Linked DNA regions of Homo sapiens: all the other regions are linked to region 6. The links are chromatin loops, found by intact Hi-C in ENCODE. Cell type or tissue: heart right ventricle. All regions are shown on one strand. Each heading gives the region's core, and the rest is flanking DNA. Links, peaks and the distances in the headings are about the cores only.

Region 1 (5,060 bases), core at 413-4,412, 200 kb after region 6:
TCTTAGGCTACTCTTCTCAAACTCTAAAATGCATGCTTAATCCCCTAGGGACCTGCCTAAAATCCAGATGCTGACTGAGAAAGTCTGGGGCGGGGCTGGAAATTCCAAAATCATAACAAGCTCTCAGGTAATGTCCCTGATCTCTCTGATGACCACTTTCCAAGAAGCTAGGCTTATGGTGTTATTTAGAAAACTTCAGTCATGATTTTTGCCACATGTCATCTTTTTTTAATTATTAAGCTTTTATTTTTCAAAAAAATTTATTTGTAAAATGTATGGGGTATACATGTAATTTTGTTATAGGTTGATGCAAGAGTAATTGAGGTTTTCTCATTACTTTTAACCACAATTACTTTTGCACCAACCTAATACCTGGATAATTACAGAGTGGTAAACTCAGGGCTTTTGGAGTATCCATTGCCTGAATAACGTAGACTGTATCCATTAGGCAATTTCTCATTATCCACCCCCTTCACACCAAACCCCCTCTTCCAAATATTCATTGTCTATCATTCCATACCATACGTCTGTGTGTACACATGATTTAGCTCCTACTCATAAGTGAGAACATGTGGTGTTTGTCTTTCTTTATCTGAGTGTTTCATTTAAGACAGGCCTCCAGTTCCATTCATGTTATTTCAAAAGACATGATTTCCTTCTTTTTCATGGCTGAATAGTATTCCATTGTATATATATGCCACATTTTCGTTATCCAATCATCTGTTGATGGACACTTAGGTTGATTCTATACAGTGCTGCAATGAACATACAAATACAGGTAATTTTTTTTTTTTTTGAGATGAAGTCCCTCTCTGTTGCCCAGACTGGAGTGCAGTGGTGCAATCTCGGCTCACTGCAACCTCCACCTCCCAGGTGCAAGCAATTCTCCTGCCTCAGCCTCTCAAGTAGCTGGGATTACTGGCACCTACCACCATAGCCGGCTCATTTTTGTATTTTTAGTACAGATGAGGTTTCACCATGTTGGCCAGGCTGGCCTTGAACTCCTGACCTCAAGCAATCTGCCCGCCTAAGCCTCCCAAAGTGCTGGGATTACAGGCATGAGCTACCATGCCTGGCCACTTTTTGATATAATGATTTATTTTCCTTTGGATAGTGTTTGTATTAATTTACATTTCCACCAATGGTACATACACATTCCCTTTTTTCTGCGTCCTCACCAACATCTGTGTTTTTTTGTCTTTTTACAGCCATTCTGACTGGTGTAAGATGATATCTCCTGGTTTTAAGTTGCATATAATTTACTTTTTAATTTTTTTTAATTTTAAATTACTCTTCTTCATATTGACCTACCTTTTTTTTTTTTTTTTTTTTCCTTTTTGAGACAGGGTGTCCTCTGTCACCCAGGCTGGCGTGCAGTGACACAATCACAGTTCACTGCAGTTTCCACTTCCCAGACTCAGATGATTCTCCTGCCTCAGCTTCCCAAGTAGCTGGGAGGCATGCACTACCATGCACAGCTAATTTTTGTATTTTTTGTAAAGACAGGGTTTTGCCGTGTTGACCAGGCTGATCTCAAATTCCTGGGCTCAAGCAATTGCCTACTTCAGTCTCCCGAAGTGCTGGGATTACAGGCATGAGCCACTGTCCCTGGCTGACCTGCCTTTTAATGTAAACTTATGTGTATTGCCATGAAATCACAGTTTTGAGGAATGATTTTTGTTTTAATACATCTTAAAATGAACATGTAACCATTAACATGAGAACTATATGTTGATAATAACTGTATGTTCCAACGGTGGTGTGGCATCATGTTCTAAGAAACACTGGCTTCAGGGCTTCTGAAGGAAACCATAGCCTGGACTGCCCAGACCCTGTTTTTTGGACTCTTTAATATGAGCAGCACTGATGCTTCTGCAGGAGCACTGGGGATTCTGGAATGGAGTCAGGGTGATTTTTGGACAATGTATTGACTGCAGCAAAGAGCACCTTCCTGTGCCCAGCAGGCTGCGTGAAAGCAGACTGCTCCTACCCAGTGCCAGGGCACCTAAGAGGGTGACGAATGGCAGTGGGCTGTCCCTCCAAAGCCGTGTCCAAAATGCTTTTTATGCTTGGCCACAAATTTTGTAAAAACCTATGCAGCGACTAGAGAGTAGGAAAAAAAATACCCAAATTCCCTGCTGACTCTGAGGTGCTTGTTTACAAAGTGAAACGTCCCTGGTGAATTGTTTCATTTACAATTAAATCTAACAATAAGCTATTGTGGCTAAATTAATTTCAAGCTAATTTCACAGGAACCCCATGTCCTGTATCAATTCTAAACAAAAGAGTGTGGTGTCGGGCAATATGACTCATTCTGAAGCCAGGCCTCCAGGAGGAGCTCCAGGAGGTTGATGAATAAATGCTAGGTTAAGAGAGCAATGCTCAGGTACCCTGCAGGCCAGGCACACTGCTGTGACGGGTTCTGGAAGCCCCTGTAGGTTGTGCCAGTCACGTACCAGAGACTGGCTTTCTACTGAGAGCACCAACCCCTGAGCAGCCCTTGACTGAGGCAGAGTTTTCCACTAGAACCTGGCCCGCTCTGACCACAGCCTGGAGGAGCCCGGTCCTGGCCACGAGTGTTTCTGCGTAGGGTCTTTAGTCCTATGGACACCTTGATGGGCCAAACACCTTCACAAATAGCATCCCACTTCATCCTCGCCCTGAGAAGTCCGCATGGGTCTCTCCTTTTTATGATGCAATAAGTAAGCTCAGAACCACCCCGAGTAATCATCTCAAAGCCATGTAAGAAGGAACTTTCAGAGCTAGGGTTTCCACCCAGACCTAGTGAGCCTGGTCCTTCTGTCCCTTCAGAGAAACAGTGGCCATAAAGATCCCCTACTCCATCTAGTTGGTCCCCCCCATCTCCCCACAGTGAAGATCTCTGAAGTTTATCTGGAAGCTTTTTCCTTTGAGTTTCAGATTTGACTCTGGTTCCCAATTTGGCTGATGTCAGTTACTCACATTTGAATGTGAGTGATTTTGAGAACAGACTTTGGGCCTCTCTGCTCTATGGTGGTGGGGGTGAGGAGGCCAAGGAAACCTCATCTCAGCCTCAGAAAGGGGAAGCTGAGGATGCCAGTGAGAAGCTTGGCAGGATACCTTTATTTTTAGGGGCAATGGCCACAGAGTCTTTTTCCTCATGCTGCTTTGTCAAAAGAACAGATCCGTGCACATCCCACCTTCTCTGGAACTAAGGCTCCAATGATGCATGAGTCTTCATTTTCACAAGCAATAAGCACCTGCCTGTGGGTGTTTTCAATTATGTTAGAGAATAATTCTTTCCTGGTTGGGCAACTGGTTTGGATTATTAAGATGACCTTCGAAAGAATTCACAGAGCGGGTCCTTCATAGGGTTTCTGAAGTGATGCATTTTAATTGAGATTGTTTCTGCAAAGGAAAAGATTAGGTCAGTGATACCACTCTCATGTTTCCTGTTTGCTCCCTGCCACTGTGGTCTCCTGTCTTGGCCTTCCCAAACGGGACAGGTTGTGTCTGAAGGCAAGAAGAGAACCATCGGTTGGAAAATCTGGAGTCCTGGGGAAGGAAGGCTGTGAGACGGTTTGCCTGTGTCAGGGCTTGGGGAGCATGACATTTGTGTACCTGAGCAGGATGTCATTTCCCGCTGAATAACCCGGGCACCTACCCAGCCTTTATTTTGGCCCCGACTGTGTGTTAAATGCAACCAATATCTCCTCTGAAAGCTCCTAAGAACAATCTGAATTGATGGGGCTGTTTTGTTTCCAGCCAAAGGATGCTGGTGGCATCAGCGAGGAAGGCAAACCCCGTGACCGTAAGAGCTGAACAAGGAGGCGGGAGCCATCTCTGCTGGCCAGGGTGATCGGTGCATTCAGGGGTGAGGAATGACAAGAGCAGTGCCCTGAAATATTTGTTTCTCTTCTTGTCGTGTTTTTTCTTTGTTATCTGATGGCTTACATCTGACTTTCCCAACAGGCTGCAAAACAGTAATGATTGCTGCCTGGGGGAGGTGACCTTTAAGTGGAAATACTGTCCTTGTGGGCAAAAGGCCACAAACAAAAGGTCAACATGTGGACCAATGGGGAGCTGCCTTATTTGCCCACCTGGGGCCTTTACCCCGATTCGGCCTTGCCCTTCCCACCCCTCCTCCCCCCAAGCAGATGGATGGGAGGGGGGCTCCGACATCCACATCCAAGCGTTGAGTTCTTCCCTCTCCTCCTGGCCCTGACCGATTTTCCACAGAATCTGGTTTCATCCCAGTGTTGCACTCCTAGCAATGGGAGGGAGGGCTGGTGCCGCCCACAGTGAGTAGCTTTACTGTTGACGGCTCAAGTACTTCTAGCCACGGTGGGCTTTCCTTCAGCTCAGTCCCATCTTCAAGCTGGATAAACGCAGTCCTCAGGGGAGGGGCTCCCCTCCTTGGTGCCTCACCCCAGGCTCCTCCACAGTGGAGGGGCTTTCCTTGTGGTTCTCGGCCCTCTCATGAGTTCTCTCCCAGCTCCTTGGTCTTTGTCAGGCCTCTGCTCCTCTTCCTGGAGGCAGAATCTCTGTGTCCCTCAGCCTCTCCATGCTGCTTGGTTTGTGTCCTTGGGTGGAGCACCTTGGAGGCTCTCAGAGAACCTTCTCAGGCCAGCCCCAGTGTGTTTCTTGTGTGAAAGGAGGCCCTTGTTATGAGCTTTGGTTTCCCAGCACCTGAAGCATGATCTTGATATTTATGTGGAGAATTGCGTCTCTCACTCTTTTTTTTTTTATTTTTTGAGTCTTTGTGAAGAGCAAAACCACCTCTCTGAAAGGTAAGTGATGGTCAGATACTTCCTTTTTCCAGCCTGCCTTGCAGCTGGGGCTCAAAGAGTGGGGCTTCCCAGCCAGGTGAAGGTGCCAACACCAGACTCAGAGCTGGTGACTCAGGAGGGAAGGGACAGTGGTGGCCGCAGGAGCAGTGGCAGCCAGGCACAGCTCCTGGGGTGGGCGAGGTGTGGGTGCTCAGAGGTGGTGGCAGGGTTTCCCCATCAGCCCTGTTCTGTGGTGTGATTTGACTCATGGTTCCTCAAAGATCAGCTCTGTGCCTGTGTGTCCTCTAAAAT
Region 2 (4,000 bases), core at 1-4,000, 360 kb after region 6:
AAAATGTAATTTATCATAAAACAAAAGTAAACAAGAGTCACTTAAGGCCAGAAGTTTAAGATCAGCTTGGGAAACAGCAAGATACTGTCTCTACAAAACAATTAGCTGGGAGTGGTGGCACATGCCTATAGTTCCAGCTGCTCAGGAGGCTGAGGCAGAAAGATCACTTGAGCCCAGGAGTTCCAGGCTGTACTGAGCCACAACTGCACCACTGCACGCTAGCCTGGGTGACAGAGCAAGACCCTGTCTCAAAACAAATGAATGAATGAATGAATGAATGAATGAACAAATGACTATTAGCTGGGCATTGTGGCCCATGTCTAGAGTCCCACCTACTCAGGAAGCTGAGGCAGGAGGATCACTTGAGCCCAGTACTTCAAGGCTGCAGTGAGCCATGACTACACCACTGCACTCCAGCCTGGGCAACAGAGCGAGACCCTGCTAAAAAAAAAATAAAAAGAGAGGCGTTAACCTAGAAGTAAGTCACTGAAGAGAATAATTTGCACACTGTGGGGATAAGAGGACTCATGTGTCTGACTATTCACTTACAAGGCATGTGAGCAGAGCTTCTGTTTGCTCATATGTTAAATGGTGTAACAGTACCTGGTCCCTCAATCTTATCGGTTGCAAGGTCACTGAATGTTTAAAAAAATTGTGATATTTAAATCACCATACAATATGTTTTTTAAGCATCAGCCTAGAGAATTACCAAAATATTGCATACTGTTAACTTAAGTAAACATGCATGGACATATCTATTGGTATAAAAGGCAATACATTTATAAAATATAGATGGGAAAACTATAAATACCAGAATCCACTTGCATAAAAAAGGCCTCAACAAGGCACTAAGATTTCCTATTTTAAATTTCTTCACTACTTCTCTGGTATACATAAAGAACTCTTACAACTCAATAGAAGAAAAACAATCGATTGAAATATGGGCAAAGCATCTAAACAGACATTTTTCCAAAGAACATATATGAAAGGCCAACAGGTAGATGAAAAGGTGCTCAACAAGTCCTATAGCCACAAATAGAAGACTTCAAAGGTACATAGAACACTTTGGAATATTTTTTCAAAATAAAACTGCGTTGATAAAATGCAAATGATCTCTGGTCTCAGATTTGTCTTTCAGAGCCCCTAGGGGGCTCACAGAAAGCAGAAAATACTCTTTACCTGGGTATATGCAATGGTAAGGGGTGTGGCATACTAGTTAAGAGAGCAGGAGCACAGTCTTGGAGTCCGACAACTGGGGTTTGAATCCTTGTTCTATTTACTAAATGTGCGGCTTAGTTTCCTCATCTGTATAATGGGGAAAATAAAGCTGTCCTCAGGTTTAGTGAGAATTGCTAACAAGGTTTACAAATTATCAAATAGCATTCTTGGCACATAACCTTCTCCAATATATGGCAGTTACTGTTCTCATTATTAGTAAGTGACATATTTGGAAGTACGGCCTACAGTAGAAGAAGGCCAGTTAAGAGAGAATTCTCTTTGGCATGCAGCAAATGGTAGTAACACTTTTCTATACTTTAATTGCACAGAGAAGAGTTGGAGGCAGCGGCCTCTAGAGACAATGATTCATCCCCTCAAACCAAGGGCACAAAATGGGACATGACAGAGGAAGCACCTCTTTTCTCTATACTGCAAAAAGAGCTTATGCAAATTAAATGAGGTGACATGCAAAGATCATACAATACAGTTAAATAAGAGCTGACACTTGCTACTTCTTACATAGTTTAGTCTTCTTTCCCTATGTTAATTTTATAGGAAAAAATGAGTTGATAATTTAAAAATGCTATTAGGTTCAGATCTTGTCTTAGCTTTTCAATATTCCACATAATTCAGTTTGCACCTCCTGGCTATTCTGAGGAAGGTAGTTTTTTATATATGCCCACCATGAAATAGACTATTTTATGTTAAAGCTGAAAGAAAATCAGTATCTGCTCTGTTCAGATGTATTATACATTAGCCAGCATAATGCCTCATGGACATGAGTATGTAATACAGACACTTAAACTTTCCAAATACACAATCTGATATAGAGTGGGGAGTGGCAGTACTGAAATTAGACAATGCAGTGGGTGATGGAGTCAGAACTGAGTCTGAATCCTGCTTCCTCACTTACTAACTGCTTCCTGACATGAAGGGAAATGAAATGTTCTGAGCCTGCTTCCTCCAGTGCAACAAGGGGATAAGAGTACCTTTCTCACAGACCTGTTATGAAGATTAAACAACGTATATAGTGCCCAGCTTTATTCCTGGCAAAATAATTGGTACTCGATACATCTTAGTCTTTTACCTCTTGCTTCTGAATACAAAGAGGAGATCACAAAACAGTGTGGGATGATGAAGAGAACCAGCAGGATGATGAAGAGAACCAGGCAGCTCTGCTGTTTTAGTTGGCACAGCACAGCCTGGTGGGGAGGCCAGGACACCGCAGCGCCGGGCAAGGTCACAGGCTGTAAAGGCGATGCTGTGATGGCCTCTTGAGAGCGTGAACCTGGCCAGAAGGCAGTCGGCTGGCAAAAACCCCCAAGCACAATGGAATGGCATTCGTAATCATTATGAGGCTGAAATACGAACGTGTACTTCATGAAAAGGCTTTGAGATGTTTCTTATATTCTTAAGATAAAAAACCCTTCACTCAATAATTAACTTTGGAAGAGATCACTCGTGTACTAACCACTGGGGCGGTTTGTTTTCTTCCTTTAATTACTATTAATGCACCGATACCTTACAATAGATACATCACGCAATAATATTTTTAAAGTTCCTGTGCAAAATTGCTCAGTATGTAAAATCTATAACGCAAGGAAGCTGTCCGTCGTACAGATGCTACAGCCACAAAGAACTTTTTCATGTGGCTTTTTAAAGTACTGTATTGTGTCCAAAATATTTCCTTTTTTTCTTCCAAACTCACAGATCAAAGTTTCTGACTTAGAAATTAGCAAAATCTAGGAGTCCTGCACAAGCTCCAATTCTGTTTGTTTGTTTGCTTATAACCTCAAGGCTCTGGCATACACAGTCCACATGGCTGAAAATGGAACAAAAAGCTCCTGTGTATTCAGGCTACTGCCCTTTTAACCATACTGTAAAAGCAAGCATGGAATGACAGCACAGGAGAGGACAGAACAGGATCTGTGTTTACTTCATGCTGACCAGTATGAAATTCATTTATTTTATCAAAAGGTGAATGGTATATTCTCATCAACAAAATGATGGGGCAAAAGAAACAACAACATCAAAGCAATCAATCAAAATAAATTATTTGGAATGCTCTATCAATGTTAAACCAATTATCATAGTTCAATAAATCAGAGATATTATTAGTCATAATTACAATGCTTTAAATACTATAAAATGTGGGCTTCTTAGTAATAAATTCAGAATAATTTACAGTGTATTCCAAAATAATTCTTAAAATGAATTTAAATTACCTACATGATGCTTTTTACAAAGAGAACCCTTCAACCACTTTCTCAGAGTAATAAATTTTTAAGTGCTAGCTTCTTTAAATACACACAAACACACAGACTCCATTAACTCTCTTACAAAGTCACTGTCTTTCTATTCACCTTTTACAAAATAAGACTTCACAGTGAATTATAATTTAATAAGATAACTTTACACATGGTAGATCATCAACTGTTAAATTAAAATAAATAGATTTTAATGAATTTGAATGACTGCAGGCTTCCTTTGCTGTGGGTTTAAATATTCATGCTGCAGAATCTCTATTTCTCTTGCACAGTTCAGGTAACAAAAAGATCACAAGGAATGGGCTGGGCACTGTGCTCAATGCTTGGGGTCCAAACATGAAGACACACAGTTCCTACACTTCCTTACAGTCTAGTTACAGAGTAAAACAGTTCATATTGACTGTATACTTATGTGGTATTTGTAAGTGATATGTGTTTTATGGATCTTATTCTCACAATCGTGCTATGAAGTAGGTGCTAATATTACCCTTTTACTGAGACTTCAATAACCTTCC
Region 3 (5,060 bases), core at 566-4,565, 120 kb after region 6:
AGCAAAGGAGGGTGTAGGATAGACAGATGGGCAGAACACAATTTTGTATAACCTTAACCCTGAAAATAGGAAAGCATCTGAATTTAATATTAAAAAATACAGATAAGAGAATGGTAAGATTAATCCTGTCAACTAGAATAAAGCACAATTCCAGCCCAAGTGCTAGGTAGGTTAAAAAGATAGGTTTTTATACAATCTCCACTAAAACACAACTTATTACATTCTTAGCTAGTGGATGGAGAAGGTAGCATTTGTGTGACAATGTGATAACACAGTAATGCCAAGAAATACCCATTATCCCCCCCATGCCCTTCCACCTCCATCTACATCCACTCAACTACCCAAAGGCCCAAAACATCTGTTCAAACAGCTTCCGTTCTTTTCTGAAAAAATAAAAAAGAAAGTAGCTTTATTGAGATATAATTTACATACAATTCACCCATTTAAAGCATACACTTGAATGTTTTGATACCCTCAGGTATGTGCAACCCTCACCACTATCTAATTCCATAACATTTTCATCACCCTTTAAAAGAACCCCAGTACTAATTAGGACTCACTCCCCATTCCCTATGCCTACCCCAGCCCCCTATGGCTCAGTCTCAGGCAGTGGGACACCTACTTTCTGTCTCTATACATTTGCCTATTCCAGAAATTTCATACAAATGGAATTACACAATATGTGGTCTTTTGTGGCTGGCTTCTTTCACTTAACATGTTTTCAAGATTCATCCCTGTTGCAGCACATATCTACACTTCATTCCTTTTTATTGCTGAATAATATTCCCTTGTGTGGAAATACAACCTATTATGTATTCTTTCATCAACTGATGGTCATTTGGGTGATTTCAACTTTTTACCTATTATGACTAATGCTGCTATGAGCATTTGTACACAAGTTTTCACATGAATCTATGTGTTCATTTCTAGCTTCTGTTCTTACAATAAAAAACCTAAGAGTGTCTTCAGATTTTCTGTATCACTGCCTTGGGGTATCTAACATCTTCTCCATAGTGATCCACATATTGGCTGACATTCCCCAGTCATTGCATAGCAACATTTCAGTCAGTAATGAACCACATAAATGACGGTGGTCACATAAGATTATAATGGAGCTGTGCTATATTAAGTCTACCATTTTTTATCTTTTATACCATATTTTTACTGTACCCTTTCCACGTTTAGATATGTTTAGATACACGAATACGCACTACTATGTTACAAATGCCTACACTATTCAGCAGAGTAACATGCTGTAAAGGTTTGTAGACTAGGAGCAATAGGCTATACCAAATATAGCCTAGGTGTGTAGTAGACTGTGCCATCTAAGTTTGTGTAAATACTGTGCACTCTATGATGTTCACAAAGTAACAAAATTGGCTAATGATGCATTTCTCAGAACATATCCCTGTCATTAAGTGACTCATGACTGTACCTATTGTATTTTCCCAAATAAGTTATCACTACTACCACCTCAAATCTATAATCAGTAACCATACTGAAAGTTTCCACATTAAACTTAATATTAGCCTGTAATAAATATTAAGGCTAATATTTATTAATACATATTATCAATTACAAATTCATTAGAATTTTAATTCTTCAGATTGAGGATGTGACTTCCCAAATGCTAAGTTTCTATTTGCCCTACTCTTCAGTATCATGGTACAAGCTAATATTCCCAGTATTCCTTCTCAGGCATATGGTGACTGGAATCCATCACTTTTACAGTCCTCAACCACCCAAACACCTGTAACAAGAAGCACACACAAACACAAACTTTAAAAATAGGAACACTTTAAAATGTAATCTTTTGTACTTCACATAATGGCCAAATATGCATGACTTTGGTTAAACAATCTAGTAAAGTGTCGAAGTCTATCAAACAGGTTTCCATATTAATAAGGCTTTTAACCAGAATGTAGAAAAAGTTTGGATGCTCTATTCATGATATTCACCAACTTCCTAAAGTTCTGAACTGGAAGAAGCCTCAGAGGACATTTGAGGAATGCAAACTCTAAAGCTCAGAGAAATGAAATAGAATCCAGCAGTATAATACCAACTACCAATCTAATCTATATCGAAATAGGGTTCTATCTATTTAAAACGAACAAAAAGCACCTGAACTAACGGAAAATAAAAATTCCAAAAGGTCTTAAAGCTAACTTGACAGATGAACATAACAACTTGGGAGTTCTCTTACAAGTAACGTGACACTCCTAAAGTATTAGTTTGAATCTTAAAAGAAAAATGAGTTTATTTCAGACTATCCTCATAACATCCCCTTTGCTTACACTATGATATCCCTTCTTCCGTGGAAGAGAACTGGGGTGATTTATAGCTACTGCCCTAAGAATTGCACATTACCTAGTAACTGTTCTATCTACAACATATCCCAGGATAGTTGTGGCAATTATAAATTACTGTAATACTAGACCTCTCTGCTATAAAAGTCAAGGGAGTGCATCATGCATGTCAAAATTTTACCTACTGTATCTCACAGAAGAAAAAGGCTGACAACTACTTATCTAGACCAGCAGAGCTACAGAGATGACTTTAAAGCCATATGTCGAAAGCTCAGCTCAGTCCAAATGCTAGATGAATAGCGACTTTGCAAAGCGTAAAATCCTGAGTCATTTGTAAGACAGCAATGTAAAGGATTCATTTACATACCACATTTTCACTGAGATGCTACATCAAGAGAATACAAGAAGAAATAAGACAAGCAGAAAAGCCTTCAATGCAGTGTGTATACATCTATTACCTTAGTATAAGGTCAAATATGAAAAATACAGTAAGGCAGAAAAAATACTATCGGATTTTAAAAGAGAAAAACTACTAATGAGAAGGAATCCAGTTTTCAAGGACAGCACAGTCTGGCCTGGGAAAGGAAATCAAGAAGAAAGCGGGATACAAGGAAGAATGACGAAAGGACAATCTTTACCCCCATCTTCCACTCGAAAGCTGTGTATTCCTACCAATTCCCTTCAAACAATCAAAGAATGAGCCTATCACTATGCTTTCTAAAAAAGTATCTTCAGCATTATTCTTTAAGGCACCAAGCTTTATTAATCATTATTAATGTTAATAATAAGAAAGGACATATACATTATCTTCATTATCTTATATGGGCATATTAAAGAAGGCTTTGGTCACTTCCACGATTACAAACTGTCAATGGCTCTTTTTTTTCTTTTACCTGAAGAACAAAATTTAAACTGTTGAACATTCCAGCGGCATTAAAAACTGGTCTCGAGCTCTCTTTCCCACTTTACCATCTCTTTTTCTGAAAAACCCTCCAATCTAGCCAAACTGTGTCCAACAAGCAGCTCTTCTTTTTCTGTTTTGGCTCTTTTGCTCAAACTGTTCTATGTGGTGTATTTTTTCCACAACTCTGACAATAAAACTTGATATCCAGTTCAAATGTCAATCCTTCCGTGAAGCATTCCCTGAACACCTCCAAACTCTTCCTCTCCTGAACTCCCTAATCCATTATCATGTGTAAGATTTACACATCACTTAGTAATTAATGGGATTTTACCCTGCCTAAACCATTACCTCCTAGAAGCAAAGAGCTATATCTTATATATGTTTCCATTTCAGAATCAACAATATAGAAATAATCACTAAAACAGTGAGAAACAGATAAGGGACAGAGTCCAAAAGAGGAAGGGTTTGGGGGAAGCAGAACCTAGGCCATTGTATGGGGATGATCCATATTCACCAGTTGAAAGAAAAACACGGGAGGTCAATAAAAAGAAAGAGTTTTGGCAAATGATCACTCAAATGAGGAAATGAAGGTATAATGAGTCTGAGAAGTCATTAAGACTTGTGGAAACTATGAAAAAAAAAAAAGAAAGCTCATAAATGAAGTCCCAATGACAGACACATGGGCATAGAGACCGACTGCCTCTAAACATTTGAAAGCCATGTGGATAACTCCAAAGCTGTGTCATTAATAGCAAAAGATTTTAATTTATATTATGATGGAATTCTGATGTTAAAAGCCAATATGCCCTTTAATTCTGGTTGATATTTTTACAAAAAGAAATGTATAATGACTAATGAAGTTAAGTCTATTTCTTACTCCAACAGAAAATACTGACAGACTACTTACTAACTCTAAGGAAAGAAATGTTCACAAGTAATAAATATTTTAAGCAACTAATTTATAGAGGAAAACCAAGCATAAAGAACTTCTACACAATTCCAACTTTATGTTAAATCTCTCATGTTAAAAAAATAGATAAAAGGCATAAAAGAGAACTAATTAAGCTACCTAACAGATTTAGTGCCATCTTACTAAACACAATAACAAGTGTAGAGTCAAGGAATAACATCATACCTACCATTTATTGGAAGAAAGGAACAACTGTCAAAACCATAAAATAAAACCAAGAAAACCAAAAGTAGAATAAATATATAAAGAGGTAATGAAGTTTAATTTTCAAAAAGCTAACATCTACCAAACCAATTCACAAGTTTAGAAGTTACCTTTTCAGAAAACATCTTATGTTAGATTGACATTGGAATAAAAAGTACCAAAGGAGGCCCTTGGTCAAATACAGGCCTATAACTCCTTCATATAATAAAACCAAGCCATTTCCTATTTATATTATAGACACAAACCTCTGAATAACCTTGCTTTTCAGAAAAAGCAGTAAGACTTGCAATAACCCAGAACCAGTATTTGCAAGTTATCAGAATGAAGTAAGGGCATTTAAATGTAGTTTATTTCTCCTCCTCCACAATACCTTCCGGAGACTCTAGCTTACCAGTGGAAGTTGACTGCCTATGTCTTTTCATAACTAAAAGCTTTATTAGCACGGGCAGGATAAGTCAATGGGTTTTCCTCACCCCTCTCAAAGTAAAGACTTGCCACAGTGGTGCAAGTGTATCTATGCACTCAAATACTATCCCTAAACCATGTGAAAAAACAAGAAAGGAAAAGGAAATTCTATTCCAAACCACACAGCACAGCCTGAAGACAAAGAATGTTGACAATGCAAAACTGTGAGGGGGGCGGGGGAAGTCACCAAATCCCAGCCATTGATCCCTCA
Region 4 (5,060 bases), core at 456-4,455, 290 kb after region 6:
TAATGAGAATACTGCTACTAATGATTGCTAATGAGAATTATACTACTACTAATAACTGCTGTTAGACTGTGTGCTTGCTTTTGTTTAGCATTGTCCTAAGTTTCTTATGAATAATTAGCTCATCTGATCCTAACAGCAACGCTAGGACGGCGAAACTACTCCCATTTTACAGATGAGGAAACTGAAGCACAGACGCCTTCGGTCAGAAAACAAGCAGCAGAGCTGGGTACCCCAGTGCTCTGAACCTCTGAGCCCTCCGGCCTCTCTAAGGAGAAGCACAGCCATTGGGATTGTGGAGCGGTGAATCCAGGCTCTCTCTTTGTAATGAGGGAGCTGATCTCACCAGAGAGTGGCATCCTGGCCTTGGAGGTATGCCTGTGGTTTTGCTGTCTTCTTCTCTGGTCTCAAAGCCCATTGCCTGTACTCCTTCGACTTAGGGTCTTTGGGGGGTCACTTGGAAAGAGATCCAGGACAGGCAGAGCCAAGGCTGCAGGTGCCTTTGACATGCCTGTTAATCCAGGCAACTCACCCTGTGACATCAATGTGCAATACTGATCCTCGAGGTACACTGGACTAGTCTCAGAGTAGGTGTGTTTGCCAGAAAGGGAGTCTGCAGGGAGGTTTCCTTGAAGAGACCCTCAGCCCTTTCTCACCTAAGCTCAAAGAAAACCACCTACACTAAGATGCCAAACCACAGGGAAGTTTGTTCTCACATAAATTCCATGCCGAGGCTCAGGGTGGGCTTCACGACTGGCTCCATCCAGGGGCTGTGGCCCCATTTCTCAGTGATTCTCTGTCTCCCCGAATTAACTGTGTCAGCTTCATCCTCAGTCTGGCTTCCTTCATGGTGGCAAAATGGTGGCAGCTGTCCCAGGCCTCAAACCCGCCCAGATGTCCAGAGACAAGGGAGGTGTTTCTTTCCTTGGCTCACTCTGAAGAGCAAGGAACCATTTTCACATCTCGCTGTCTCAAACTAGGTCACACGCCCACCTCCAAGCCACTGGAGCTACAACTCTGGGGCCCAGGGTAATGCCTGTGCTGACTGGCTCAAGCCTGGATTCCTCCACCAATCACAGTGCCCAAGACAGTGGGATGCTGCTTGGCCAGTCAGGCTCAGCCCTGGCCCAGGGATGCTTGGGGCAGGCCTGGGGAGAGGGGAGGGAGCTGGTGGACAACAGCAGAGGAACCCAAGCTCTAAAACGAGAGGACATTAGTCAAACACCAGAAAATCAAACTCTATGGGCCTTTGCCTTAGGGCTGGGCAGCTAGGCTGGCTGGTGGCTGTGTCCTAAAATGGATCCTTCCTTTAGGATGCATCCCGGCTGGCCTGCACTTGGCACCTTACCTGATGCAGAGTGGTGATGGCTGGAGATGGAACCCCTTTGTTGTGGGCCACCTCCCCAAGGTTGACTAGGTCTTCAGAGACCCTTGGGAAACCATAGCTTTGGTTTATTTTATTTGTTTTTTTTATTTATTTAATTTTTTTTTTTGAGACAGAGTCTCATTCTGTCACCCATCCTGGAGTCCAGTGGTGCGATCTCAGCTCCCTGCAACCTCCGCCTCCCAGGTTCAAGCAATTCTCTTGCCTCAGCCTCCCAAATAGCTAGGATTACAGGCATGTGCCACCGCACCAGGCTAATTTTTGTATTTTCTTTCTAGTAGAGATGGGGTTTCACCATATTGGCCAGGCTGGTCTCAAACTCCTGCCCTCAAGTGATCCACCCGCCTCAGCCTCCCAAAGTGCTGGAATTATAGGTGTGAGCAGTGACTGCACCAGGCCACTCTGTCAATTTTATATTTATGAAGCCATCTGAGGGTAGGTTTGACTCACATCTCAGACAAACAGCCCCAGGTGAAGAAAGGGATGTGTTATGGGCAGTGGAGGCTGACATCCAGCCCACCTCTGTTCCTGATGGGCACAGCAGCCTCTCACACAGCACCAGGCAGGCACCGAGGTCCCCTGCCCATAACCTACAGCTTGCAGTGGGGGCATTTACCATGGAGCTGTTCTAGAAGGGCTCCCATTAAGTGGGGCCCCGCTCACCAGGTGGCTGCTGGGGTGGCATCCAGGGTGCCCATCAGGCCCATGTTCTGGGTGATGCCTTTTTTTTTTTTTTAACACACAGTCTCACTCGTGTCACCCAGGCTGGGGTGCAGTGGCGCGATTTCAGCTCACTGCAACCTCCGCCTCCTGGGTTCAAGCAATTCTCCTGCCTCAGCCTCCTGAGTAGCTGGGATTACAGACGCCCGCCACCATGCCTGGCTAATTTTTTTGTATTTTTAGTAAAGACGGGGTTTCACCATGTTGGCCAAGCTGGTCTTGAACTCCTGACCTTGGGTGATTCGCCAGCCTCGGCCCCTCAAAGTGCTGGGATTAGAGGCGTCAGCCACCGTGCCCGGCCCTGGGTGATGCTTTTGATGAGCACAGATTTAAGATGCGTTTAAACAGGAAGGCAGCAGCTTCCCTCTGGCAGCTGGGGACACGGGAGGAGCAGGAAGAGCAGCAATCTCCAGCCCAGCCCTGGCTCTGGAGCTCCCTCTACCCCTTGCCAGTATTAGGTGCTAGGTGCTTTTCAGGGTGCCACGGCCGTCACCATGACCCAGATCAGGAAACAGTGCTGTGTATGTGTCACTGGCACCAAAAACTTTTCTGCAGCCCTAAACCAGCATACGGAATATGCTCTCAGCTTCAAATCAGGCAAATGTGCCTTGTTTTTTTATATCTTTAAGTGACATTATCATTAAAGTGATCGTGTTGTGCTCTGGAAGGAAAGGCACTCCTTGGCCAGACACTGCCTCAGAGTCAGCAAATGCTGGCCATTTCTGGGGAGGACAGGCGGCAGCCAGGAGCTCAGGGGAACCATGCACAAAACTTATCCACAGGGCCTCATCTCAGCAATGCCAAGTTAGTGAAAGCACAGTTGAAGAACAATATTATCCGTGCAATGCCCACAAAACCATACTATATAAGATGCGCAACATTTACGAGTGCAAACATATAGCAAATAAACAGAGAGACCCCAGACTACCATCAGCAAGAGTGGCTGCAGCTGGTGAAGGGCCTGGAGCCTGGGTGGGCACAATATTAGCTCCACCATTAATACTGTTTATTCTTTCCACCACCTCCCTGGGGCAGCTGGGAGTGGAAGCCTGGCTGCACAGCGAGATGTGGTTTGATGTCTGACCTTGTTTTGGGTTTAAAGGCATCCAAGTAACTTGTCTCAGCACTTAGAAGTGCATCAGAGCCAAATGTCTCCAAAACTGGGCTCTGAGCCATAAGGAGAAAAAAGGAGGCCGCAGGCTTGGCAGGAGTGTGATGCGAGCGGAGGCTGGAATCAGCCCCTCGGGAATGCTATCTCTCTGGGGACAGGAGGAGGGCTTTCCTACAGCACCCCTCTCCCTCCAACCAACTCAGCTCCAGGGAATGAAGATAAATACTGAGCCACGCCCAAGAGAGGGAGGGAGTGGGCAGGAGGGAGTGGGCAGAGTTTGGGGGATGGCAGGGAATGGGGAGAAGCTTTCCTTTTGAGGCCTTGTCATATACCAGGCACATTTCATTATTCCTTAAAAAAATCCGAGGAGAATCTCTTCGTCGTTTCCCTTTATAAGATCAGGAAATGAGGCTTAGAGAGGATGAGGGGCATGGCAGGGCTGGGGGCAAACACATGCCATCTAGCTGCAAAGCTGTGTCCCCTCCAGGGCAAAGGTGGCTCTGGACTTCAGGGGCAGCAGAATGTGGTGGTGCCAGTGACTAGGACTTGGGGACCATCACCTCCAGAGTCAGCCTCATCAGCCTACAGGAAGTCTCAGCGCTGCCACAGCAGCTTCTGTGGTTCTCTGGCTGCAGGGCTAGGTCCTCAAAGCCCAGCCCTTCTGAATCTGAGTCCAGGGCTCGAGAGGTCTGCAAATGGGAAGCAGGGTCCGGGGAGCACCCCATGGAGGCAGACACGTGCCCATGCCGCAGGCCCAGCACACCTGCCTTAGGTGGGATTTATGACAACCCAGAGACCCTCCAGCCTGACCTGAGGCTGTGTGCAAAGATACACGTGCTTTGATTATCAAGAAAAATGGGACAGTAAAGTAGCTGTTACTTAATACATGCAGGTTCCCCAGGCAGATAAAACCTTTCAGGCACGTGAGGCCCAGGGCAGGTGTTGGGGAGCAGCCCTCAAAAGGTCTTGGTGGAGCCCCTAGGCAGAATCCACCAGCTCCTCTGTCTGAGCCCTACCTGCCCGAAGGCTGGAAGCAGCAGCTTTCAGCTCATCACCCTCAGCCCTTGTGTTGCCCAAGGTCCCAGCACAGCAAAGAGGCAATGGCAACCAATTTGGGCAGGGTATCAGTGTCAGATGGACTTCCATTCATGTCTGTTGATTGGTAAGGACCCAGGCCAGGACCACGCAGACAGCGTGCCTGGCTGGGACGGGAGGGAAGAGCAAGCTCGGTCCGTGCCGTGCCCACCCAGCCCTGCTGCACCTGGCTTTGCAGGCTTCTTTGTCGCTCTGGTCCCGACTGTCCACCTGGATGAACCGAGAGCTTCCTCAGAGGAATGTGCAGCACCATGATGGGCACGAGGTGGGGACGGGCCTGATTTCAGGCTACGGGTGGACTCTGAGAGGCTGAGAAGGGGGACTTGAGTTTATGGGCACACACAGCTCTCTAGCTTGGGTTTGGGTAAGAATCGGGACCAGTTTTTTAGAGAATCTGCTCTTCTCCTCTTTCTCATCTGAAAAACTCTCACCAAGTCTATTTTTGATCTTCAGCTGGAAGAAATCTTTATTTTTAAGATGCTAACCCTGGCACATCCTAGCTCCAGAGCAGCAGCTGGCAGGGAGCACAGAAAGCCTGACGGGGCTACGTGGGTGCACCTGGAAGACTGGCCACTGCTTTTAGAGCAAGGACCAGAATTCTTGCCACAAACTTTTGGCTCTGGAAAGGCCAACTGAATGGCTCAGAACCGGGAAAGGTTTTTGTTTGGTTGAAGCGTTTTTAGGGATGAGAATTATTATTATTATTATTATTATTATTATTATTATTATTATTATTATTATTGAGACTGAGTT
Region 5 (5,060 bases), core at 563-4,562, 260 kb after region 6:
CTTGCTGAGAATTTGCATGTAAATAAAAATGTGCCTATCAAAACCAGTCAGCAGCAGCCCACTGATGAAAAATGTCAAAAAGGTCCAAAGTAAAACAGAAAAATGCTGTGAAGGAAGGGGCCATATGTCTCCAGCCTCAAGTTGAGTCCTCATTTGAAGGGTAAATGGCCTTCTGAGTATACCTTGTGTCTTGCCTTTTAGAGATATGGGTGATTTGTTCTCTGAAAAGTTTGGAACATAATGTCAGACAAGCTGACTGGCTGGTTAAAATTCTGACCCTACCACCCACCAGTTGGGAACCTCTCTGAGTCTCAATTTCCTCATCCGTAAAACGGGGAAAACCGCTGGGCATGGTAGCTCATGCTTGTAATCCCAGCACTTGGGGAGGTCGAGGCAGGTGGGTCACTTGAGGTCAGCAGTTCGAGACCAGCCTGGCCAACATGGTGAAACCGTGTCTCTACTAAAAACACAAAAATTAGCCAGGCCTGGTGGCAGGTGCCTGTAATCCCAGCTACTTGGGAGGCTGAGGCAGGATAATCACTTGAACCTGGGAAGTGGTGGTTGCAGTGAGCCAAGACAGAGCCACTGTACTCCAGCCTGGATGACAGAGTGAGACTCTGTCTCAAAAAAAAAAAACAAAAAAAAACAAAAACGGCAGGGGGAAACCCCACCTTTCTTACAGACCTGTGTGGCTTAAGTTAAATAACATTGAACATGTTATTTCCTGGCACAAAAAGACTGCCCACAAAATGTGCATTTATTTATGTGCCTATTTCCTTTCTTCCTTCTGACTATATACATGGAAGACTAGAAAGTATTTTCTCTGCAGCTGAATTGACCCATAGGGAGAAACTTGTTCTTGTCTCCAAGGAGAATGCTTGGAGGGAATAATGGCTCTCTATTTAGCAAACCACTGGCTTTTCTTGTGCCAAGGAGGGTTTATAAGTCAGAGCGAGGGAGACAGAAGTTCGTGGTTTGCTAGGGTGGCACCTGGCGTGATTGTCAATCACCCTAATTTCACATTCAGACTGCCCAGTGTGAACCATGACCGAAACAGTCACGTGTGTCAGAGCTGAGCTGCCCAGGACCTCCAGCAAGGTCTTGAGAGGCCGCGTGGAGGAGAGGAGGGGTAGGCTGGGCAGCTGTTTGGGAAAGAGCGGGCACGGCTCCTGGCTGGGCGCAGTGGCTCACACCTGCAATCCCAGCACTTTGGGAGACCGAGCCGGGTGGATCACCTGAGGTCAGTAGTTCGAGACCAGCTTGACCAACATGGCAAAACCCCATCTCTATTAAAAATACAAAAAATAAAAATTAGCCAGGCATGGTGGTGGGTGCCTGTAATCCCAGCTACTCAGGAGGCTGAGGCAGGAGAATCATTTGAACCCAGGAGGCGGAGATTGCAGTGAGCTGAGATCGCACCACTGCACTCCAGCCTGGGCAACATAGTGAGACTCCGTTTCAGGAAAAGACAAAACAAAACAAACAAACAGAAAAAAATGGGCACAGCTCCTGAGGAATTGCTATGCTCCTGCCCTGTGCTGGACCACGTCTCTCCTGGCTCCCCAAACAGTACTCTACCCCTTTTATACTAACCTGTTGTGGAATTAGGTCTCTCTGCAGGATATAAGGATTGCTGAGGGCAGCCTCAGGGCAGGTGCATGGAAAGAAGGTGGAGCCACCCACGGGAGCCCCGCACTTCCCTCACTCCAGGCGCTAGTGTTTAGCCAGTACTCCCAGTGATGGCTGCGCTGGTTATGAGGACCCTGCCATCTTTCCAGACTATGGCCCAGTACCCACTGCTGTGCCCCCATGGTTGGCTGACCTAGCCTTTCTCCAGAGCCCCCAGGGGACCCAGCATCTCGAAGGTTAACAGCTTCACCCCACCCTGAAGTGGGCTCCAGGGTCCAGCACCAGCCCATCCATTGTCATGTTTTCTGATTGGGTGACTGCTCTCCAACACCAGTACATGTGGTGATATCACGTCTTTGGTTACCTATGTCTGCACCGAGCTCAAAATTCATCTTTGCCGTAACATTTGCAATGGCAATCCTGTCTTTAAGGAGACTCAGCCTCATCACCCTTCAAGGGGAAACCCCGTATGCTCTTTTCCAGCGTGGTCCCGTGAGTATTTCCGTGAATGCTGCGAAGGGGAGAGTTAGCCACCGAAGCACCCACTCTCGGCTCAATGATTTTGTACCAGGTGCCTGGGGTGTTGGGGCTGGCAGGGAGAGGGCACGGCTTGGGAGGGGAGGGTTTTCCTGGCTAGCGCGGGGCGTGATGTTTGGCTCCTGGCCTTTGACATAGTTGACTAATCCTTTCCACTGCCAGAAGCCTGCAAGGAATGGCATGTGTGGAGAAGATGGGGTGGGGGTGGAGTGTTCTGAAGCAGAAGAAGGCAATCACATGACTATTATTGCTTTTAATCTTTACATGTGGAGCAAATGAGAGCTGAGAAATTTTAAGAGTTAATCAGCAGTTTTCAGATGACATAGCTCACATTCTTTTTTGTATTCAAACGCCAGCCAGAGAACTCTGGCAAAAAGATCAAGTCCATAGATGCTTGAGTGGTGGAAAAAATAGTGACACAGTTTTTCCATTGCAAATCAAAAAGATATGATCTTATGTTAGTACAGGGAAGTGTTTATGAGCAGTGGCATTAAAGGGAGCAAAACAAAAGTCGGTGTATATATACCAATTAAAAGTGTGTACAAACAGCTCTAAGCACGTCAACAAAGCTCAGATGCGATCACAAAGCTTTGCCTCTGGTATAGCATTGGGCTCTCTTTTGAATGCAAAGTTGAGTTTTAAATTGTTCTGGTAAACATTAATCAGCAATCTGGACCAACTGTTCCAGGAGGAGGGTGGCATTCCCAGGGGCTATCCAAGTGTTTCATGGATGTCTGGTGCCAGGTCCTTTCTCTGAGCCCCAGCACAGGTGCTGAGACTACATCCCCCACTGCATGTGGTGACCCACCTAAAGGCAACTGCAGATGGGGTGGGTTTACAATGCTCTCCAGCATAGGAGAGTGAGGGGGAAGCAGGATGCCGAACCGTGCACATTGCACAGCTACTGCCTGTGCCCAAAACACACCCAACCAAAAGGGACGAATATGTCCCAGAGTGCACAATTTGCCTCTGTCGTCAAGTTGGTCTTCAGGGAGTAGAGAAAAAGCTTGGGGATGGGAAAGAATGAGGCTTCACTCAATGCCATTTTGTGCCATTTGAGTTAAAAAAAAAATACAAGCATTTCCTATTGCAAAAAGGAATTTACTAATTATTTAAAATATTTAAATGGGCCTCATCAATGCATACAGCTGGGCTCCAAACAAGATGCCCTTAGAACAGTTAAACCTCGTCCACACCCTTGAGTTCCCAGAGGGATTCCGTTCCCCACCCTCTGCCCCAGTAGTGGCAGCCTCCTCGGCTCCCTGCGCTTAGAGACAGCGTCTCGAAGGATCCATCCTTGAGCTCTTCCTTTCCCAAAGTCCTCACACCCACATTGCTTTCAGGAGAAGGAAAGTGATTGTGGGAATGAAAAAAAAGCAAAAAACAGGCACTGTGCTTAACAACAACAAAATCCAAGATAGCCTTTTGCAAATCAAAAAAGAAGCTGGAGATAAACGTAGTTTGTACTTAGTATAGACAGGAGACGGAACATCCTCTTCCCCCAACTGAGGAGGGGCATCGGAGCTGGGGCAGGCCGCAAGGTGAGCCAGACTTCAGGGAGGCTGGGAGGCTTTGGGTGGGAGAGCAAAGTGGAGCATGGAGTCAGGGGGTAGGGTTGACAGATAAAGTGGAAGACACTCAGTTAAAACCGAATATCAGATAAACAATGATTGTTTGTAAAGTATGTCCCATATATTGCATGGCGTTGCTGTAGAGGAGGAAGCCTCCACACAGGTTCCGGGTGGGGATGTACTGGGTGAGCCCCCCCACCCCGCTACAGTGACACTGCAGACCGTTGTTCTGCTGGAGTCGCTGTCGTCCCACCTGGCATGAAGCCAAGCATCCTTAGAAACCATGATTCCAATGTTCTCATGTTATACATGAAACACCTGAGACCCAGCGGGCTTAAGCAAATTGCCTAGTCGCTTTATAGTTATCCACCCAGTAGGTGGTAGATGAGATTCTCCCTGAGACCAAGGCCTCCTGCTTACACCAGGAAGGTGTGGTGGGTGGCAGGGGTTGCCGAAGGCTGTGAGTTGCCGCCGCGGCTGCCTGAGCCTGACTCACACTCAAGTGCTCAGGCTGGTCACCACCCAGATGAAGGGGTTCGGGCTTCACTGGGCATGTTCCCTGCCCTGCCCTGTGGGTCTCACAGTGTCAGGTTCATTTTCAGTCTTTCAGCTTTGGAAGAGCTTTGGAATGTCATTAAGACATTCGAACCCCTTGCTGGAACCCAGGTTGGCGTCAGTCTCCATGACCTATCAGTGTGACCACCACTAGTGGCATCTAAACCACTAACTCACCCACTGGGGAGTGTGAAGCCCCAAGGTAAAATGCCACCTGCCTGGAACAGATGCCTCCCCACCATGTTCGTTGTGGGCCTGCTTCCAAATTGGATCACAAGAAAGCAGAGAAATGGAGGAACAACCAAGTCTAGAAGTCGGGACCACCTTGACCTGTCCACCTTACTGGACAGGAAGAGGAGTAGGGAGGTTAAGTCCCTTGCCTAAGGTCACCCAGGTCTTGAGCGGAGGAGCCAAGAGTCGCACCTGGGGAGTCTGACCGCAGATCCAGAGTGCTGAGTAACTCTTGGCTAGTCCATCTTTCCAGATGATCTCCGTGGTCCCCGGGTGATATGGGGACTGCAGTCCGCTCAGTCCCCCCGCTGCTAAAAGGCTGTGCAGGATGAGATTCTCCAGCCGCAGCTCTATGGAGAAGCCCTTCACTCCTGTCTCCATGCTCAGCCACCCCAAGTGGCAAAGTTTGAGGAGAAAGCTGTGCACCCTTCCACCCTCTCAGGTCTGAAAGGAGCCTTTTGAATCAAGGGTATGTGGTGGCTTGGCAGGAAAGACGGGGAAATTCAGAGCAAGAGCAAGATACAAAGATGCATCCAC
Region 6 (5,060 bases), core at 607-4,606:
ACAAGTCCTTGCGGAGGCAAGCTTGGGGTTGTCACAGACACGACTGGGGTAGCAAGAGGTTGAGTGGCTTGAGAACTACTGATCCTCTGGGTATTCTGTGAGATCAAAAAAGAGAAAATGTGTTCTGATGTGGTATTTATGTTGACTTAAAAATCACTTTCAATTTAAGTGACATTTTTCACAGTTTCATATGAATGTCATTTTCTGAAGCACTGATGATGTGAAAACTTCAAAAATACTAGTGAGAATAACTAAATATTTAATTTGAAGGGTCCTATTTTTACATTAATTCTTTTAAAATAGTTGATTAGTGTCAGACACCCCACGTTAAAATAGGAACTTCTGTTACAGGCATTAGCACTTCTATTTGTTGCACAAAATGAGGACTTGATGCCACTACAAATACTGTCAGACTCCCCTAAATGAAGTATGTGTAGGTTTTAAATACCTGATGATGGCAAAGGTCATCTGTATATATAGGGATTGTACGTCTATGAGTATAGGAATCAAAACTACTTTTCTTTGCGGTATTATTTACGTGTTAACACGGTTTGAAGTCATGGCTTATTGGGTGCAGCTTGTATTCTTATTTCTTTCTCTCCAATCATGCAGTTGACCTATTTTTTAACAACAGATTCGGACATGTATCCCTTCATAGTCCCCTGGCCTTCTGTAGCAGAGGCTTTGAGTAGAGAATTTTGAATCAAGTACTGCCGACAGGGCAGTGGAAGAGCAATATTAAATGCTTTTTGCCAACTGGATGCATCTGTGTAGCATCCTATCCATGCTGGGAATGGATAAAAAAAATTCAACTATTAAATAATCCAGTTAGTCTAAGACAGTCATTGTCCTTAACGTGTAGGAGTACGACAGAAGCAGTTTCTCGCCAAACTGGCTTAAGGTAACGGTTTTTGAAAATCAAAGATCAGAGGAACACAACAGACTCTGTGTCACTAGCACATAAGAAAGCCACAGCACAACTCTATTTGTTTTTTATAAATTATGTTACAGCCTGATAACTGACATTCGGGGGTCTGAGCCAAATCAGTAAAGTATAATTCAGTGCCTTTGAGATTATGAAGAGTTAGAATGTGATTCCATTTTCTCTATCACAATTTTCAAAAGGGTACATCAGACAAAAAGGCCTTTGGCTAGATGTAGACACTTACAAACATTCGATGAGGATCCTGATCTCAGTTTATTTCTTTTTAATTTCTACTTTCTAACCTAGGTTAGAAGATGTGAGAAAGATCATGTGGATGTGGATGTATTGCCTGAGTTTCTGTCCCAGATTCACCATTTCCTAGGCATTGGGAAAATAATTTGACCTCTCTGAACTTCTTCATTGTCAAATAAAGAAGATATAGCAATCTTTGTCCTGGCTGCCTTGCACAGCTACTGTGAGAATCAAATGAGGTTACTATGTCAGAAGTGCTTTCATAACTGAAGTACTACACAAATATAAGATAATATCCTTATTGTCCTAAGAAACCCTCTGTCCCAAATTTCTATATAACTGGTGGGAAAAAAGATACATATTTTTATTCCTTCTAATCCATAGCCTAGTCTACTGCAGCTTTCATGAAGTCAAGTTGTTCTAGTATTGCTCGGCTTCTAAAGGAATCTGTCGCTGGTCTTAACAGTACAGTCTTTAGTGCAGGCCCCAGGGCACCTGTCCTTCTGCACTTCGGATCAGAGTCATCCACAATTATACTTTAGAGCTCAAGGCAAGCTGAACAACTTTCTAAGTTGTAACGGACTGTGCTTCTGATTATATTTTGGTTCTGGCACATAAAGTTCTGCATTTTTAATTGATTAAGTTTTAAATAATATAAATGGCTGTTTATAAGTTTTTAGGTATGTATTTTAAAGTCTTCAAGGACCTAATATATTTATCTCTGAGGTTCTGTAATTACAGATGTACTCTGAGGAATGTGGAAAATCAATGTATGCCAGTTCGGAATATATTTTAGTCTCAGCATCAAGTTTATAAATTTAATGACTTTTCGAGATAGAGATCTACTTTGGACTTAATTTCTTCTTTAATATTTAGTCTGGAACTTCATAAGTCCAATCACTAGGTGAAAGAATACAGTATGACATAGTTTGGCCTGGACCCTACCTACTCCATGGCATCATCTTCATGCAATCTCCTGGCATGTCTTCAAAAGCAGTGAAGACTTCAAACACTAGTTCCACTCATCTAAGCTCCTCATCTCAACGGCACTGAGTTCTACAAGAGTGAGTGATTTTCAGAACCACAAGAGGGCAGTATAGTGCTAGATAATTCATGGACGCATTCACAACTCCTTGAACAGTGAGGTCTAACCTAAGGTGAATTATTTTAGCTTGAATTATAAACTCTCATTTACTGATCATTATGGTATCATTAAGTAAAGTGTTTCTCCAAAAGATATTCATAATATAATTCAAAACATTTACAGCTGACTAGAATATTTCAGTTGGCCAATACAAAACTACACCCAAAACTGTGAGTGATCACAAAGCTAAATAAAGAACAATCTCGTATTTTAAGGGGAACAGATAACCTTCTTTGAAAAGAAAACAAACTGTGCAAAACACACCAGCATGCATAAACATGGAATATTAAAACCAACGGATGCCTTCCTCCCCCATGCTTTCATGCACTCTTAACCTTTGTCCATGCTAAGAAACATTTTCAAGTTTTTATTCCCCTTAAAGTCCTTTAATTAGCAGCTGACTTTGAAATTATATGATGACTCCTGTGAGGTTTTGGTTTTAGTTCCTAAAGAAGAAATAGATCAACTGCAAGCTGCTTTTAGTCAAGTTTATTTTCTAGAGGAAAAGCCAACAGAAAACGTTTGTTTTGGAAAAAGGGCAATAGTTGCTTTTAAGAAAAGAGCGCCTTCTGATAGAAAAGTAAACTTATATACACATTCAATTACAGACATTCCTTTTAGTAAACAGGGAACCCCCTTGTGGTTCAGGCTGTATCATGCAGGATGAAATAATTCCAACGCTGAAAAAGGTGACCTCACCAAAAATGATGTAATCTTTTTGAAAGAGAAACAACACAACATCGTGTGTTACAATCTGAGGAACTTCGAGGGTGAAGTCATTTTCTAAAAATATTTCAATAATTTGGAGAGCTATATAAGGTATTTTGTATCTTTCCTTAAAAAAAAAATTAACAAGTATCCTATGCTCATGGACAGCTACTGTTTTTAAAGGCTCTATTCCAATGTTCCCTCCAACAAATAAAATGGGTCAACACATACAATTATAAATAGAAAAACTAGAGTCTGTAGTACCAGTAGATTGCTTTATTCAAAGTGTTTGAATAGTGTTTAAAAAAATTTGTGTAACAAAGGGAACATTGGTTAGATAACAACACGTAAGAGAATTAGTACTTTCTACATCTTTTTCAACTTCCTTCAAGCAGAAACCCACACTCACCAACTCCAATTCCTCTTCCTCCGACTGTACTCAGCACATAAGAGGGATAAGAGAGTTACTAAGACTGTTGGTACTCACAAACAAAATATTTCTTTAGAAAAAACATATTTGGACACTAGCAGCTGTCTGGAACTCTAAAGAGACGATTATATACACAACAGATAGAAATATAAATTACTTGTCTCTACTTGTTGAGTTTTCAAAAGACTAGAAAAATTATTTTAAATTCTCTAGGGCCAGTATTCAAAGACACCCTCCTACCCCAACTTGGTCTGCTCTCATGCTGGCCTCTTATACATAGTCATGCTACTGCAACAGTATTTAAAAGGGGTTCCTCATCATGCTATCGATCTGTATTTGGAACTGTGAGAATATCAACTCTGTACTTGTAACTCTGTATCTTAATCACCCTACTATTACCCCACCTGGTGATACATGTTATCTATCTCCTACTGAATTCTGCTTCTTGGCAGAAAGAAACTGCTGTATGTTTTATTTCCCGCAGGAGCTAGCAGTTATAAAACAACAGGAACACAAACATTTGTTAATAAATACATGAGTTTTAAATACCAGTTTTATATATGTTTATCATTTGCAAATATATTTTCATGTGAATAAAATGACTTCAATGGAGAAAAACCACATATTTGAAGAAAATGAGACTGAAGGAGAAATGAATTCATAAGTCATGTAAAGAAAAGAAATAAGGCTGGGCACGGTGGCTCACGTCAGGAGTTCAAGACCAGCCTGGCCAAGATGGTGAAACCTTGTCTCTACTAAAACTACAAAAATTAGCCAGGTGCGGTGGCAGGTGCCTATAATCCCAGCTACTCAGGAGACTGAGGCAGGAGAATTGCTTGAACCCGGGCGGCAGAGGTTACAGTGAGCTGAGATCACGCCACTGCACTCCAGCCTGGGTGACAGAGTGAGACTCCGTCCAAAAAAAAAAAAAAAAAGAAACATTTTTGCTCCTTTTCTCCATAACATTTAGAAAATATTAACATGCTAGAAACAGTCTAATCAGTTTTTACTTGTTTTACTTGAGTAAGTTAAGCTTCTCTGTCAGTCTGTGAAAAGTGTCATTGTAAGTGCCACTGATACATGAAGCCCTAATCTGGAAGAAGGTTTCTCTGTAAATGGTGTGTGTAAAGTAGGTGGGACCGATTACTTACTCTGAAAAACAATCACTTGATCTACAACTGCTATCTCCAATGTGGGCAAGATGCTATTCAACTGTTTTGTTATAGATATCTTTACATATCTCCAAACACAAGGTACACACCAAAATATACTGTCTAACATTATAGCTGTGTATGTGTAAAACATATGGTTTTCACTTTAATATACAGGAATAAGCGTGTAAATAGTTCATACGACACATTTTGAGTTTTCCATGGAGATCCTTCATGCTCTCCTAACAATCAGACATAACTTTATTAAGCAATTGCTAAAATGCTTAAATGGAGTTTGTCTCTAAATTGGCAGTTTACTAACAATTCTTGTAAACATTTCTGTACCCTACATGACATTTTGTAGAGTTTATTTCTGAAAGACAGTAGCAAGTATTGCATATCCAGTACCTGAAAGGTGAGCTATGGGACCATCCTAAATGCCATTTTTTC

Evidence for each region. A loop is a pair of places that touch in the nucleus more often than their neighbours do. Peaks named below come from ENCODE experiments on the same cell type or tissue, not always from the same donor. Only the 100,000 strongest peaks of a DNase experiment are listed, where the experiment ranks them.
Region 1: it touches region 6 in a loop (2.6-fold over the local background); 11 of 110 quality-filtered maps call a loop at or near these places.
Region 2: a loop joins it to region 6, with 7 times the contacts of the local background. A loop is called at or near these places in 17 of 110 quality-filtered maps.
Region 3: it touches region 6 in a loop (2.7-fold over the local background); 3 of 110 quality-filtered maps call a loop at or near these places.
Region 4: it touches region 6 in a loop (3-fold over the local background); 54 of 110 quality-filtered maps call a loop at or near these places.
Region 5: it touches region 6 in a loop (2.7-fold over the local background); 11 of 110 quality-filtered maps call a loop at or near these places.

The regions. Positions count from the first base shown.
Region 1 is chr15:99,502,210-99,507,269 of GRCh38, reverse strand. LOC105371019 (a long non-coding RNA gene) reads left to right here. Exons shown (of 3, transcript XR_001751710.2): 2 at 3,745-3,853. Among named protein-coding and RNA genes, the nearest start is that of MEF2A, 61 kb to the left of the region's middle. RefSeq lists enhancers at 2,574-2,703, 4,354-4,603, 4,884-4,953, 5,004-5,060. In heart right ventricle, for the core only: a CTCF peak has its summit at 2,350 (motif pointing right); a DNase peak (open chromatin) is centred at 2,429; H3K27ac peaks cover 2,274 bases.
Region 2 is chr15:99,342,445-99,346,444 of GRCh38, reverse strand. All of the region lies in intron 6 of LRRC28 (leucine rich repeat containing 28), which reads right to left. Among named protein-coding and RNA genes, the nearest start is that of LINC02244, 58 kb to the left of the region's middle. In heart right ventricle, for the core only: a CTCF peak has its summit at 2,436; a DNase peak (open chromatin) is centred at 2,448; H3K27ac peaks cover 1,378 bases.
Region 3 is chr15:99,580,210-99,585,269 of GRCh38, reverse strand. All of the region lies in intron 1 of MEF2A (myocyte enhancer factor 2A), which reads right to left. Among named protein-coding and RNA genes, the nearest start is that of MEF2A, 17 kb to the right of the region's middle. In heart right ventricle, for the core only: no CTCF peak of the experiment used is centred there; no DNase peak of the experiment used is centred there; H3K27ac peaks cover 2,102 bases.
Region 4 is chr15:99,406,697-99,411,756 of GRCh38, reverse strand. The region is part of intron 4 of LOC105371017 (a long non-coding RNA gene); the gene reads right to left. Among named protein-coding and RNA genes, the nearest start is that of LINC02244, 6.8 kb to the right of the region's middle. RefSeq lists an enhancer at 1,814-2,313. In heart right ventricle, for the core only: a CTCF peak has its summit at 2,548; DNase peaks (open chromatin) are centred at 2,516 and 3,246; H3K27ac peaks cover 2,095 bases.
Region 5 is chr15:99,439,939-99,444,998 of GRCh38, reverse strand. No RefSeq gene overlaps it. Among named protein-coding and RNA genes, the nearest start is that of LINC03080, 7.3 kb to the right of the region's middle. In heart right ventricle, for the core only: no CTCF peak of the experiment used is centred there; DNase peaks (open chromatin) are centred at 2,278, 3,008 and 4,158; H3K27ac peaks cover 3,260 bases.
Region 6 is chr15:99,701,764-99,706,823 of GRCh38, reverse strand. MEF2A (myocyte enhancer factor 2A) reads right to left here. Exons shown (of 12, transcript NM_001319206.4): 9 at 3,439-3,462; 10 at 1-95. Among named protein-coding and RNA genes, the nearest start is that of LYSMD4, 29 kb to the left of the region's middle. In heart right ventricle, for the core only: CTCF peaks have their summits at 2,062, 2,263 (motif pointing right) and 2,968 (motif pointing left); no DNase peak of the experiment used is centred there; H3K4me3 peaks cover 1,039 bases; H3K27ac peaks cover 4,000 bases.